Regions from separate parts of the Homo sapiens genome. Here all the other regions are linked to region 2. The links are chromatin contacts, found by Hi-C or POLR2A ChIA-PET in ENCODE. All regions are on one chromosome and are shown on one strand. The core of a region is the stretch at or near the end of the contact, and the rest is flanking DNA. Distances in the headings are between cores, read along the strand shown. Region 1 holds the start of ABHD17A (abhydrolase domain containing 17A, depalmitoylase). Region 2 holds the start of PCSK4 (proprotein convertase subtilisin/kexin type 4). Region 3 holds the start of CNN2 (calponin 2). Region 4 has its middle 5.9 kb from the start of ONECUT3. Region 5 holds the start of SBNO2 (strawberry notch homolog 2).

The links. A loop is a pair of places that touch in the nucleus more often than their neighbours do. ChIA-PET counts read pairs that join two places held with the same protein, here RNA polymerase II (POLR2A). Pooled maps may share reads with other maps.
Region 1: a loop to region 2 is called in a pooled map, with 7 times the contacts of the local background. The contact joins the promoter of ABHD17A here to the promoter of PCSK4 in region 2. A Hi-C loop is called at or near these places in 1 of 37 single-sample maps with no recorded cell type and 5 of 50 pooled maps. POLR2A ChIA-PET finds 5 or more read pairs at or near these places in 7 of 52 experiments (A673, AG04449, AG04450 and 4 more).
Region 3: a loop to region 2 is called in a pooled map, with 7 times the contacts of the local background. The contact joins the promoter of CNN2 here to the promoter of PCSK4 in region 2. A Hi-C loop is called at or near these places in 1 of 37 single-sample maps with no recorded cell type and 8 of 50 pooled maps. POLR2A ChIA-PET finds 5 or more read pairs at or near these places in 2 of 52 experiments (WTC11 and activated CD8-positive, alpha-beta memory T cell).
Region 4: a loop to region 2 is called in a pooled map, with 2.8 times the contacts of the local background. The contact joins the enhancer-like site here to the promoter of PCSK4 in region 2. A Hi-C loop is called at or near these places in 2 of 50 pooled maps. POLR2A ChIA-PET finds 5 or more read pairs at or near these places in 3 of 52 experiments (HEK293, Panc1 and WTC11).
Region 5: a loop to region 2 is called in a pooled map, with 6 times the contacts of the local background. The contact joins the promoter of SBNO2 here to the promoter of PCSK4 in region 2. A Hi-C loop is called at or near these places in 3 of 50 pooled maps. POLR2A ChIA-PET finds 5 or more read pairs at or near these places in 3 of 52 experiments (B cell, Panc1 and T-cell).

What each region holds. Positions count from the first base shown.
Region 1 is chr19:1,884,125-1,886,824 of GRCh38, reverse strand. ABHD17A (abhydrolase domain containing 17A, depalmitoylase) reads left to right here and starts at 1,329. Exons shown (of 5, transcript NM_001130111.2): 1 at 1,329-1,473. RefSeq lists a silencer at 1,917-2,064.
Region 2 is chr19:1,488,982-1,491,681 of GRCh38, reverse strand. It overlaps PCSK4 (proprotein convertase subtilisin/kexin type 4), which reads left to right and starts at 1,332. Exons shown (of 15, transcript NM_017573.5): 1 at 1,332-1,524; 2 at 1,785-1,889. The coding sequence starts at 1,336. REEP6 (receptor accessory protein 6) reads right to left here and starts at 501. Exons shown (of 5, transcript NM_138393.4): 1 at 298-501. The coding sequence starts at 412. RefSeq lists silencers at 253-372, 403-942, 1,163-1,592.
Region 3 is chr19:1,025,321-1,028,020 of GRCh38, reverse strand. It overlaps CNN2 (calponin 2), which reads right to left and starts at 1,413. Exons shown (of 7, transcript NM_004368.4): 1 at 1,297-1,413. The coding sequence starts at 1,359. RefSeq lists a silencer at 1,126-1,765 and an enhancer at 1,756-2,487.
Region 4 is chr19:1,746,288-1,748,987 of GRCh38, reverse strand. No RefSeq gene overlaps it. Among named protein-coding and RNA genes, the nearest start is that of ONECUT3, 5.9 kb to the left of the region's middle. RefSeq lists enhancers at 503-552, 79-597, 598-1,117, 675-1,874. Within about 2 kb of position 1,272, at least 5 of the 41 ENCODE cell types and tissues checked have a DNase peak (open chromatin) inside an H3K27ac peak, as active enhancers do.
Region 5 is chr19:1,172,932-1,175,631 of GRCh38, reverse strand. It overlaps SBNO2 (strawberry notch homolog 2), which reads left to right and starts at 1,364. Exons shown (of 32, transcript NM_014963.3): 1 at 1,364-1,460. It overlaps LOC102725180 (collagen alpha-1(VII) chain), which reads right to left. Exons shown (of 3, transcript XR_005647046.2): 2 at 1,748-2,613; 3 at 639-1,072. RefSeq lists enhancers at 1,004-1,053, 2,438-2,700 and a silencer at 1,194-1,503.

The DNA.
Region 1 (2,700 bases), core at 80-2,579, 400 kb before region 2:
GCCCGCCACCACGCCCGGCTATCTTTTTGTATTTTTAGTAGAGATGAGGTTTCACCGTGTTAGCCAGGATGGTCTTGATCTCCTAACCTCATGATCTGCCCGACTCGGCCTCCCAAAGTGCTGGGATTATAGGCGTGAGCCACCGCGCCCAGCCCATAATGAAATTTTTTTAAGAGACAGGATCTTGCTCTCTCGCCCAGGCTGGAATGCAGTGGAGTGATCATAGTTTTATTTATTTATTTATTTATTTATTTATTTATTTATTTATTTATCTGAGACAGTCTTCTTGCTCTGTCACTTGGGCTGGAGCACAGTGGCCCGATCTTGGCTCACTGCAACCTTCGCCTCCCGGGTTCAAGCGATTCTCCTGCCTCAGCCTCCGGAGTAGCTGGGACTACAGGCGCGTGCCACCATGCCCGGCTAATATTTGTATTTTTAGTAGAGACAGGGTTTCACCACGTTGGTCAGGCTTGGTCTCAAACTCCTGACTTCAGGTGATCTACCTGTTTCAGTCTCCCAAAGTGCTGGGATTACAGGCATGAGCCACCGTGCCCGGCCTAATGTAATATTTTAAAAACTAATGCAAAAGAATTTCTGATGAGCAATATATAAAGACTTTAAATAAGCTGGTCATGGTGGCTTGTGCCTATAGTCCTAGCTACTCAGGAGGCTGAAGTAGGAGGTTCACTTGATCCTGGGAGGTCGAGGCTGCAGTGAGCTATGATGGCACCAGCCTGGGTGACAGAGTAGACTCTATGTTAAAAAAAAGAGGCCAGGTGCGGTGGCTGATGCCTGTAATCCCAACACTTTGGGAGGCTGAGGCAGGAGGATTCTGGGGTCAGGAGTTCGAGGCCACACTGGCCAACATGGGGAAACCCCGTCTCTACTGAAAACACAAAAATTAGCTGGGCATGGTGGTGGGCGCCGGTAATCCCAGCTACTCAGGAGGCTGAGGCAGGAGAATCGCTTGATCCCAGGAGGCAGAAGTTGCAGTGAGCTGAGATCGCGCCATTGTACTCCAGCCTGGGCGACAGAGCGCGACTCCATCTCATAAAGAAAAATATTTTAAAACATTTCTAAATGTTGATGTCTGAGTTTTTTTTGGCGTCCCTGTAAATTTTGTTTTCCAGGCGAGAACTTTACTGGCCTCAACCTATTCCGGGTCCCCAAGTGAATGAAACCTAAGTTTGGCCCCGCCCACAGAGCAGCAGGCCACGCCCCTCGACATATCAGCCCCGCCCCCAGGACGCTAGTCGCGCGGTCGCTCTGTGCCTGCAGACCCCCGCCCCGCGCGCTCCTCGCGTCACTTCCGGGGCGGTGGTGAGAACGAGGCTCACTTCCGTCCGTGGGGGGAGCTGCGGCGGTGGCGGTGCAGGAGGCCGGGCAGGGGTGCGGAGGGACCGACGGACGCACGGGCGGGCGGCCGGGAGCCATGGAGCGCGGCCCTGGGGCCCGGGGGCGCGGGCCGGGGTGGTGAGTGCCGGGCAGGGGCGGGGGCGGGCGCGGCCGCGCGGGGTCCCGGGCCGGGCCTCGAGGGCCTGACAGCCCGGTTGGACGTCCCCGAGACCCCTGCAGTCCCAGGGCTTCCGCGGGTCCTGCCCGAGGAGCCCAGAGCAGGGGCGCGGACCGCGGATGAGCGTCTGTGATTGGGAAAGCCCTGTCCCCATCCATTCAGCCCTCCGGCGTGGGTTGCGCTCCCACCCTCCTGCGGACGCGGCCCTTGCCTTCGGGGAGCACCCGTCCGAGCCGCGGATTCCGCTCTTTTGCCCCGAAACTGCCCCCAGTCCGACAAACGCTTCGGCCTCTCGCCCCCCAAGGCAGCTCCCAGGGGCCCTCCCGAGCCCTGCTTCCCAACCAGCTCCCAGTCGCTGTTTCCCTTGTCAGGCTTCTTCCTGCCACCCTGACTCCTGGGCGGGCTTCCCGGCCTCCGCTCGCGTCCGTTCTCCGGGATGCAGCCCTTCTCCTATGTTGTCCATCGCTTGCTCGGGACTTCTTCGCGGCCCCGCCATTTCTCCCAGGATGAAGTGCAAACTCTCGGGGGCGCGACCTCACCCGTCCCAGGCTCTCTCTTAGGACCCTTCTGCTCACTTCTTCCTCCCAGGGTCTGCTCTAGCCAGGAGCCTGCTCTGTCACCTCGGATTTTGCTCCTGCTTGTCCCTCTGTCCCATCCCCCTGTCACCTGGCCCGTTTGTCTGCCCTCTGATATGGCCGCGCCTCCCCCCAGGCGGGTTTCCCACCCTGACTGGTTGAGTGAGGTGCAGTCACCGTCTCCCATATGTAGGTCATCTTCCAGTATTTTGGCTGCTCGGTTGCTTGCTGGTCCTCAGAACACCTCTAGCTTGCAGAGGGTTGCCCAGTTAAGTGCGTGGGAACGGAATTGGTGGGATTCAGGGTGTCAAGGGTGTGTGCCCAGTGAGTGAGGCGTCTGGGTTTGCACTCCCCAGTCCACGCCCATTAGTGACACTAGGGAGGTTCCAGGTACCTGTGGCTGGAGAGGAGAGGAGACTAGACTTTCCCTTCCCTGTCAAAGCTGGCGGACCTTGGGGATTCTTTTCCTCCTGTGCTTCCTCCTTAATTCTGTGCTGCCTACCACCTGCCCATTCCTTTAGTGAGTGGCAGGTCATGGTCCTGCTCTCATAGAGTTTCTGGTTTGGAGGTGGGGGGAGATCTGGCCAAACGTGTGAAAAATACAAGCTGTGG
Region 2 (2,700 bases), core at 83-2,582:
CCCTCTGGGGCCACTGGGCAACTGGAAGAACCGGACTTCGGCATGGCAGGCACCCAGCGCCCGGAAGGAGGCGTCGGGGGGCGGCCAGGGGCGGAAGCTAGAGAGGGGTGGCCCGGGAGCAGGGTCGCAGGGCGCGGGCAAGGGAAGGGCTGCGGGCGGACCTCGAGGTCCCAGTCACCTCGCGCGCTCCACCGGCCGGACCGGACCCCGTAGCCGGGGAAGGAGTCCGGTCTGCGACCCCCAGGCCCATGGCCTCGGTGTGCCCGTCGGCGAAACGGGCTAGCGCCGACGGCTCACCTGCAGCCAGATACCGCTTCTCCACCCCGGTCTTGGCCTCCAGCGCCCCCAGCACTTCGGTGACCAGGTTCCTTTGCTCCAGGAAGTGCTCCACGCGCTGCCTCAGGCCGTCCATGGCCCCGACGCGCCCGGGGTTGGCTGCTCGAGCTCGCCCGCGGACCAGGGCACCCACCCCGCTGCACGCGCACCGCTTTCCCGCAGCCTGAGCCGCGATGCTCCGGCCCCGCGCCGGTGTCCGCCCCCGGCCCCCCGCTAGGACCAATGGGAGGGCAGGGCGGACAAAGGAGGAGGGGCCTGCCCCGTCTCCCCCGCCGCATAGCCCTCCGCCACGGCCGCCGCTGCCCAGACCCCGCCGGGAGAGGGCGGGGCGCGGCGGCCCAGGGCACCGATTGGCCGGGCCGGAGCGAGACGTAGCTGATTGGAAGGGCGGTGTCAGAGGATGGGATTATTGGCTGAAGGGTGGAGCCAGGGCGAGGAGAGGCGTGGGGGGGCGGAACCGGGGGGAGGGGCTAAAGAAACATCCGAGCCGATTGGAGAAACGGGACGCGATTCATTGGCGAGACCAGTGGAGGGCGGGGCTGATCACAAAGGAGGCAGGGCGGAATGGTAGGGGCGGGAACGGGGCGAGGCTTATCGGAGGAGGCGGGATTACGCAAAAGAATGATTCTGATTAGGCCGGACAGGAGGCCGGGCTGATTCTCGAAGGAGGGGTGTGTTGGAAAGTGGGAGAGGTCAAACAAAGGGTAGGACGCGTTATCGCAACAGTGAACCCGCTTCTCTGGGTTAGTCTTGTCGTTGTACAAATGGGAAAACTGAGGCTCCCGAGGGTGTGGGTCTGCGGAAGACGGGCAGGCGTGCGTCCCTCTCCCGCTTCTGTTAGATCTTCGCGCCCCTCCTGGCTGAGTAGCCGCAAGGCCCCCTGGGAGTCGAAGCCTTCTGCGTTGCTATGGCGCCGGGGGCGGGTCGGACGCCTGGGCCCACTCGGCGGTTTGGCGGGAGGGAGGGGATTTGCGCAGGCCCCGCTCCCGCCCCGCCTCCATGCGGCCCGCCCCGATTGCGCTGTGGCTGCGCCTGGTCTTGGCCCTGGCCCTTGTCCGCCCCCGGGCTGTGGGGTGGGCCCCGGTCCGAGCCCCCATCTATGTCAGCAGCTGGGCCGTCCAGGTGTCCCAGGGTAACCGGGAGGTCGAGCGCCTGGCACGCAAATTCGGCTTCGTCAACCTGGGGCCGGTGGGTGGGACCGGGATAGACGGGAAGTGGGGGCTTGGAGGGGACTGAACAACCCTAGACCCCGACAAGGGGGAGGGAGCCCACAAGGTCTTCTAAATATCAAGAGTCCCAGCCCACCCCTGCCTCAGCCAAGCTCAGCTTCTGGGACTCCCAGAGAGCACCTGCTGGGGAAGGACAAAGAAGGGGGCTGTTACCGGCCCTCGGGGGCTTCAGCAGGGGAGCCGGGTCCCATCGGTGCGGCCGCTTCCCCACATCCCCAGATCTTCCCTGACGGGCAGTACTTTCACCTGCGGCACCGGGGCGTGGTCCAGCAGTCCCTGACCCCGCACTGGGGCCACCGCCTGCACCTGAAGAAAAACCCCAAGGTGAGCCTGGCCTGGAGGCCAACCCCCTGCCCGGGGTCTCAGCTGCCTCCTGGGGCCACCAGCCATCTTCTGTGGTTCTCGTGGTTGTTATGAACAGCTGTGTGCTTTCTGTGGCTCAGACCCGCCCGGGCCCCAAGTCTATACAGCAAGAGGAGGCAGGAAGACCCAGATACGGAAATCATGGCGCCTGCCAGGGCCTGGTACACAGTGGGCACCTCTTGTCCTCCCCCTCCCTCCTCTGGGCCCCAGGGGCTCTGGTAAGGAGGGACAGACGGCGTGACTTCCCCACCGTCTAGGTCATGGGATGGAGGGAAGGGGATTTTACGACACCGTAATGGGTTCCAAAGAGTAGGAGGCTTGGCCCGGCGCGGTGGCTCACGCCTGTAATCCCAGCACTTTGGGAGGCGGAGGCGGTCGGATCACAAGGTCAGGAAATCGAGACGAGATCCTAGCGAACACGGTGAAACCCTGTCTCTACTGAAAATACAAAAAAATTAGCCGGGCATGGTGGCAGGCGCCTGTAGTCCCAGCTATTCAGGAGGCTTAGGCAGGAGAATGGTGTGAACCCGGGAGGCGGAGCTTGCAGTGAGCCGAGATCGCGCCATTGCACTCCAGCCTGGGCGACAGAGCGAGACTCCGTCTCAAAAAAAAAAAAAAAAAAAGTAGGAGGCTTACAGTCACCCAGTGGCCCTCAGGACGCAGTGTCCAGGCGCTCAGAAAGGGGCCTGGGTCCCATCGGGCTGGGCCCTGTCTAGAAAATGCCTGGGATGTCAAGCTGAGGGGTTGGGATGGAGCCTGGGAAGCCCTCGGA
Region 3 (2,700 bases), core at 164-2,663, 460 kb after region 2:
CTTGAAGGAGGAGTCGTGAGCCCCGGGCTGGGGACCCTGGCTCAGGCCTTGACCACCCCAAGCCTCAGCCTCCCTTTTTGGCCAAGAGCTGGTCTGAAGGCTTGCAGGGGCTCACAGCGGGGAAGCAGGAATTCTCCCTCCAGTCTGCCGGCCCTGGAGTGCCGCCGGGCAGGTGGCTGTTGGGGCTGGCAGGGCCGGTGCCCTCAGAGCGTGCAGAGGCAGTTTCCCCTGCAGAAGTCAGCTGTAAGGACACCTTCCCAGGTGCCCAGTGGGCGTCGGGGGAGGGGGTGGGCGGGGACGACACCCCCCTCCAGCTGGAAGGTCCTGGAGGGTCAGGTCCCGGTCCTGTCCGTGGGTCTCGCATCACAACCCCCGCCCCCCACTTTCCCTGGGAATCCTGTCCAGGACCCTGCTGTGTGACCCTGCAGAAGTGTCTGGTCCTCTCTGAGCTAGAACCACAAGTGCTCTCTTAAAAAGTGTCTCCCCTAGCCCTGGCTTGTTTTTAATTATAGAGATGGGGTTTCGCCATGTTGCCCAGACTGGTCTCGAACTCGCTGGGCTCAAGCCATCCACCCAGCTCCGCCCCCCAAAGTGCTGGGATTACGGGCGTGAGCCCCCGCGCCCTGCCGGGCCCCAGCTCTTCTTTCGAGGCTGCAAAACCCCACATATCTCAGGGCCACCTTCAGAGAACCTCTTTGTTATCCGTTTAAATTAGTCAGATGGGAGACAAAGACCGTGCAAAGCGGCTACCGCCCCTCCCCCCAAGACACCCCCAAGGTGTCCCAGAGGCCAGGAAATTCCTGTTTGTGGGGGGGTAACACTTCTCAAAAACCACTCGGCCATGCCCCTTCCCCTCCCAAAGCTAAGAGGCCCCAAAAGCAGAAGTGTGGCCAGGAGATGACGGGGTTGCTGGGGTCCCCCCCAGACCCCCAGAGCGTTGTCGGACCTTGAACGGACCTTCTCGAAGGTTGAGTGGGCGCCAGGGGCTTCACACGTGGGGGTCCTGGGGCCATGGCGAGGGGACGAAGTCAGACCCAACTACCCCTAGATGTTGGGGGGGGGAATGGGTCACTCGTCCCCCAGATCTCAGACCTGGGTGCTCCCCAAGATTCGCGGGAGCCTCAGGGGGTGCCCGCAGACATCCCCCCACCAGGCGTCAGGGAGAACAAGGGCCCGTCCGCCCCGGGTCTCCAAGCTCCCTGCCCGGGAGGTGCCGGGGGCGCCTGGGGGCTCCTGCACCGGTCGGAGCGTGCGACGGCCGCGCTGTCGGGGGGACAAGGGGCGCCCCTCACTCACCCGGTTCTTGACCTCGGCCGACAGCCCGTACGAGGGGCCCTTGTTGAACTGCGTGGAGCTCATGGCTGGCGGGCGGGCGGCGGGACGGGGCCGCACAGGACGGGACGGGACGGGACCGCCGGGCTGGCGCGGGGTTGGGACGCGCCGGGCTCCGCGCGCCACGCCCCCGCCGCTGATTGGCCCGGAGCGCAAATGTCCTTATAAGGCCTGGAGGCGCCGAATTCCTGCGGCCGCGGACTTCCTGAGCCCCCTCGGTCGCCCCCGGACCCCCGCCTGGGCACAGCACCCCCGTCACCAGAGGCCTGGAGGGGCCCCTCGCCCCCTTTGATGCCACGGGAAACTGAGGCAGGGAGGGGCCGAGGCCGCCGGGACGTGGCACTCCTGCGGGCTCTCTGCTCAGAGCTCGTGGGCGGCTCTCACTCTTTCTCCATCTCAGACTTCTCTTCTGCCAGAAAGGGGAGGGGAGAAGGCTACCTTTGGGGCAGGAATGAGGGCCCCTCTCTGCCACTTAGAGGCGTCTAACCCCTTCCCAGGGAACTCTACTAGCTGGGAGGTGGACCAGGGAACCAGGGCAGGTTCCTCAGAGAAGGGGCCATTGGAGCTGGGGCTTTGTTGGATGAGTAGGAGTTTGTCAGTCCAAAAGAGAATAGGATTCTTACTGGGTGCGGTAGCTTGCACCTGGAGTTCTAGCTACTTGGGAGGCTGAGGCCGAAGGGGGAGGATCCGTTGAGCCCAAGAGGTCGAAGCTGCAGTGAGTTATCATCACAACATGACGCTCCAGCCTGGGCAGCAGAGCAAGAGCCTCTCTCTAAAAATAAATAAATAAATAAAAATAAAAATCCGAGTGGCTCACGCCTGCAATCCCAGCACTTTGGAAGGCCGAGGCGGGCGGATCACTTGAGGTCAGGAGTTCCAGACCAGCTTGGCTAACATGGCGAAACTCCGTCTCTACTAAAAATACAAAAATTAGCCGGGCATGGGGGCACATGCCTGTAATTCCAGCTACTGAGGAGGCTGAGGTGGGAGGATCACTTGAAGCCAGGAGGCGGAGGTTGTAGTAAGTCGAGATCGCGCCACTGCACTCCAGCCTGGGCGACAGAGCAAGACTCCGTCTTAAAAAAAAAAACAAAAAAAAAAAACACAAAAAAACCCTAATAATAATAAATTATTAAAAAGTCTCCGGGACAGTCTCCTGCCAGGCAGTGCTGGCTCTCAGGAGACCTTAGCTCTGGCCCAGCCCATGCCCAGGAAGACAGAGCTGGCACAGACCAACCCCCAACCCGGATTCCCTGTATGAGCCAGCACAGGCGGAACCCCCCCACCCCGCCCACCCTGTTTCCCTATATGAGCAAGTACAGGACAGAATGAGAGGCTTGGGGCTGGAGGAACTGGAGGGAGAGTTGG
Region 4 (2,700 bases), core at 23-2,522, 260 kb before region 2:
GGGGTTGGGGGCCTGGAGAACGCCCCACTCCAGGGCTCGGCTGACAGCCTGGGGACTGGACGCTGCAGGCCACGGACTTCCCCGACGCAACGAAACCCGCGTTGGGCGCCGCGCTCCGGAGGGGCCCAATCGTCGGCCCAGCGGCGGGGTTCGCGGCCCCCGCAGCTGAGCGGGATCCCGGCGCTGAGTTAAACCACCTGAGCGCCCTCCCTGCCCTGCCAGAAGACAGGCTCCTTTAGCCATTAAACATGTAAATATCTAGATTTAATTCTCTGCGCACTCTTCTGGGATGGAGGCAGCCGGCGGATCCCGGAGCGGGGCTCGGCGGCCCGCGGTGGGTTGGTTTGCGGAGGCGCCGGGCTAGGGGACCCGAGCAAGGCTGCAGCGGGGCTGCCCTCGGGGCGTCTCCAGGGCCGCCGGTTCTGCGGGACCCGAGCTCGCCGGCTTGGACACCTGGGAGTGTCCACTCTGCACCCTGAAAGCCGAGACGAGACGACAGGTGGGTGGGGGGAGCACAGGCCTGGGGGCGCCCACTTCGCAGATGCAGAGACAGAGGTCCTGGTCGGGAGTGAGGACCCCGCCCCGGGAGGGTCCGAGGGGCGTCCCCAGGTGGGTTAGGCTGGGCGCATCTGGCTCTGAGCCTCACCTGGGCCTGGCCTGTTCCGGGCCGGAATGGCGCCTCGATTAAGGCGCGGTTTATCTGGACACGCCCGGGCGCTTTCTGCTGGGTCAGGAAGTGGGGAGAGCACGGCACCTCCTCCCCGCAAGACCGACCAACGCCCACGTCCTTGCCTCTCTCTTTGGGTCTGTCTCGCCTCGTGGACCTCTGGGTGGGGAGGGGGTGTTGGACTGGGGAATGGGGAATGGGGAAAGGGGAAGGGATTCGCACCTCCTTAGGCAGAATCTGCAGACCGGGGATGGGGGAGGGGAACCAGGCCATTCGCTGGATTTAGCAAACTTCTCAGATCACTCCTGCTCCCCTGCCCCCACCACCCTAGAGCTGCGGCCACAGCCTCTGTCCCTCCCGCTGGGGCTCCCATACTTAGGGAGGGGAAAAGTCATCCCCATCCCCCTGAGATCAGAACTGGGGAGGCGGCAGTCCTCCCTTCCTGGAGGAGGAGCCCTGAGGTTGGGTTTTGTAGGATGTGTAGGAGTCCAAGTCAGGTAGGCCAATGGAAGGACGAAAAGACTCCTTGTCATCTGAGGAAGAGGCGGTGGGGCTGGGGAGGCGTCTGGCGTTAGCCCAGTTTCGGGGCCCTCACAGGACTTCATTAGGGAATGTTTGTTGAATGAGTCAATGAGATAAAACTGAATGAAGCTGGGGTGTGTGGGGGGGGGGCATGTGTTCAAAGCCAGGCCTTGAATGCCAGGCTGGGGGTGGTTGGGCCTTCTCTCCCTGGCTGTGAGGCCAAGCAGGGAGGGTCCCGGGCGGCCCTTAGTATAATCCCCCCACCCCACAGGTTAGTACGCACCCAGGGAGGCCATCACAGATGTGGTGGGGTGGAATGACTCACCCCCTCTCCGTGCTGTGCGGTGTGTGTGTGTGTATGTGTGTGTGTGTGTGTGTGTGGCGGGCGGTGGGGGGTGGCGGGCGGTGGGGAGTGGCTGGGGGAGCTTTGTCCCTGGGCCAGCAGGTGAGTCACCTTGCGCTAGAAGAAAGCTTGTTTCTCCCATTGTTCAATCAGCAGCCACCTTCCGGGCTCGCCAGGGGTGGGGTGGCGTCCCCCATTCCCTGGGGGAGGGGTACGTCCTGCAGGTCCCCGCTCTATCTCCTGCCCCATCCCCACTGTACCTGCAGGGAGCTAGGGGCAGGGGTACTCTGAGGAAGCAACTCCAATTATTCCCATTTTTCAGGTGAGGAAACTGAGGCACAGGGAGGTCCTGAGATCTGCCTCAGGCCACCAGCTGGCGAGCTGACCTAGGCCCGAGGGACTGGGCGGCGGGGAGCTGAGTCCCAGCACGCTGAGTCCCAGTGAGTGCGTGCTGTGTGGACACGCTCAGCATCCAATCTGGCTGGCGGTGGAGCCGGTCTCTGGAGAGGGTTGGCCACGCAGAGAGTCTCAGCTGAGCTCCTGAGTAGAAACGCGGATCTCAGTTACAGAGAACGTTCCCTGCGCCAGGGTCCCCCTCCGACCCAGCCCTTCGGGCGATCCCAGGGAGCGCAGGACCCTCTGGACCCGGCAGTTGGGGGAGCTCTTCAGCCTGAGCTGGAGGGGTCCCCCGTTCTGGCCCATGCGCCGGTCAAAGGTGTGGAGGGTATTTGAGGAACCGGCTCCCAGTGTCCACTCCTCACTCCAGCCGCACTGGTTAATCATTTGAGGCAGCGGACAGGGGAAGGGGCCAGCCGCCTCCTGCTCTGGCCATCACCTGCCCACCTCCCAGCTCCAGGCCTGCAGCAAGAGAGCAGGAAGCAGAGCGAGCCCTGTGGGGCCCTGGGCAGGGCATAGAGGGAGTCCCAGAGGGGCCTGTTGGTTGGGAAAGCTCTTGTGGGGTGTCAGAGCAGAGACTTCTCTCTGGGCCTCAGCTTCTCCCACTGGGGAGGAAAACTTGATGCTCTTGAAGGGTGAGGATCCTCCTACCTCGTCCTCCCCCTCCTCCTCCATCCTCCTCCTCCTCTCCCTCCTCCCCATCCTCCCCCTTCCTCCCCCTCCTCCTCCATCTCCCTCCTCCTCTCCCTCCTCCCCCATCCTCCCCCTTCCT
Region 5 (2,700 bases), core at 115-2,614, 320 kb after region 2:
CAGCATGCAGCCCTCTATGAAGCCCTAGGCAGACATTTCAACCCTCCCAGAGATCCCGCATATTGGAGTGTCTGGTCCTGGTTCTCTCTCCCCTAGACCAGGGGCTTTCTGATGTTGGGACAGACAGCTGAGTCCTCTGTGAGACCCTGGGTTTTCCCAGCTCATGACCAAGCACAGAGCAGCATCGATTAGAAGTCACTGAATGAATTAACAAAGTCATGGAGAAATCAACTCTAGTTTCAGGGGGTTGGAATGGGGGCAGAGGCCTCTGGCTTGTGGCTGCTTGGGTCCAGGGAGCTGTATCAGTATTGTCATGGCTGAAATTGGGCTGGGGAGGCGGTGGTGCCTCCCACACTGGATCTGCCTTCACTGGCTCAAGTCACAGGAAAAGTGCCCTGAGACTCCAGCTCCCCACGCAGGGCAGCCTCCCACCACAGCCACCGAGAGGAGGAGCCCCTCAGGCCCCCGTGGCCCTGCCTGAAAGGATCCTGCTCTCTTGGGGGTAGCCCCTGGGACTTACCCAAACCCCCATGTGCCAGTCACCATGCTGAAGCGTCCAGAACTGTATTTGGTTAGGGAGAGAGATTAATGAACAGAGATAACTTTTCGTGAGAGAGTATGTCTGACAGGCCCAGAGGTGATGATTTTATTTCATTTTATTTTATTTCGTTATTTATTTATTTATTTTTGAGATGGAGTCTCACTCTGTTGCCCGGGCTGGAGTGCAGTGGTGCGATCTCAGCTCACTGCAATAACTACCTCCCAGGTTCAAGCGATACTACTGCCTCAGCCTCCTGAGTAGCTGGGATTACAGGTGCCCGCCATCACGCCCAGCTAATTTTTGTATATTTAGTAGAGACGGGGTTTCATCATATTGTCCAGGTTGGCCTCAAACTCCCGACCTCAAGTGATCCATCCGCCTCAGCCTCTCAAAGTGCTGCGATTACAGGCGTGAGCCACTGCGCCCGGCTGGTGATCGTCTTAGTAGCTTTTGAGGGAGTCTCAGTTTAAAAGTCTCGGGTGAGTGAGCCCCAGTGGGGGACGTGGCACATGCAGAGGCTTGGAGGGGGTTCTGAGGAAGGAGGAAAAAAGGGGATGCTGTACCACAAAGCAGATTCCATTTCACCAGCACGGTGCAGAAGAGGAAACTGAGGCTTGAGGAGGTGAAAGCACATGCTGGGGTCTCAAGAGAACCAGGCAGGGCGGGATTCGAACCCAGAGCCGTAGGAGTCCCAGCCCCTTCCGAATAGCGGAAGGACCTCAAGGGATTGGCTTGGAAGGTGGCCCCGCCCCCGAACCGAGACCACGCCCCCGCAGGTGGAGGCCCCGCCCCGCGGCATGACCGGAAGTGCGCGGGGCCCCCAAGATGGCGCCCGAAACCCGGAAGTGAGCGGCGGCAGCTGCGAGGCTCGGAGAAACAGGCGCCGCGGGCTCCGCGCCCGGCCGGACCCGGGCCCGAGGTGAGGCTCTGGTTGCGACCCCCGCCCCGGCTCCACCGCGACCCCTGCCTGGCCCGACCCCGCTTGTGGGTCCGGCGCTCCCCGCGGACCCCTGCGCCCGGGGCTGGGGGTTCTGGGGGCCGTGGGGCGGGGGCGAGCGCGGCGGGACCCCCGCCCTCCGCCGCGACCCCTTCCGACCCCGCCCTTCGCCGCCAACGTTGACCCCGCGCTGCCCCGCGACCACCGCCGTGAACCTTGACCTGCCCCCCCGCCCCCCGGCGACCCCCTGCCGTGAACCTTAACCCTACCTTCCACGACAACCCTCCCAACCTTTCCTTCCCGCTCTTCCGGGTGACTCCCTGTACCGCGCAGCTTGGTGACCCCCGACCTTTCGTTTTCTGGTAACCCTTGACCCCGCACTCATCGGTGCCCCCGAGCCCCTTGGTGACCCCGCACCCGCTTTTCCTCGGTATCCTGGCCTTCCCTTTTGGGGACTCTCGACTCCATGCGCCTCGTGACCTCGACCCCTTCCTGGGAGTGACCCCCGGTCTCTCCCGCCGCCCCGATTCCTGACTCCAGGCTCCTCGGGCGTTCGTGCCCCTTCCTCCTCCTTGTCCCCGGTCCCAGGACCCTTGCCTTCTCGGCCCCGCAGCGCAGCCCTGTCTCCCTCCCTCCCCTTGCTCCCCGCCCCTCCCGCTCCTGGGGCCTCCGACTTCTCTTCTGGGGCAGATGGTTTTTCGGTTTCTGCATGGAGGTCCCCCGGTTTGGGATGGGGGCTTGCTGATATTAGGTGACCCCGGGGCCGTCTGGGCGGAGTCTGCAGAGCGTGTTGGGGGTGGGAGTGCGGGTCGCATTCAAACCCGGCTTCCAGGGACAGGCGGGAGGGAGGGTAGCGGGCTGAGATGGCCCGAGTGGGGCCCGGGAGCAGCGTGTGTCGGTGAAGGGGAAGCGCAGGCCTCCTGGTGGGTCCTGTCCCCCGTAGGGCACTCTTCCCACCACCCCAGAGTCCCGAAGAATAAGGCAGGTGGGGCCTGGAGGGACCAATCCCCAGACTGACCTGGGGCGTGGGGGGCAGGCGTTGTGGAGAGCCCACCCAGCGCCTCCAGGGACGCCGGGCACGGATGGTGCTGGGGCAGGGACGGTGGGTGTCTCCCTGGATGAACTGATTAACATTCTGAAAAGTTAAAAAAAAAAAAAAAAAATCTCTTAAATGTGTAGCCGGGGCCTCCCCTGGCTGCTTCTTCCCGGAATGCCTGTTGTT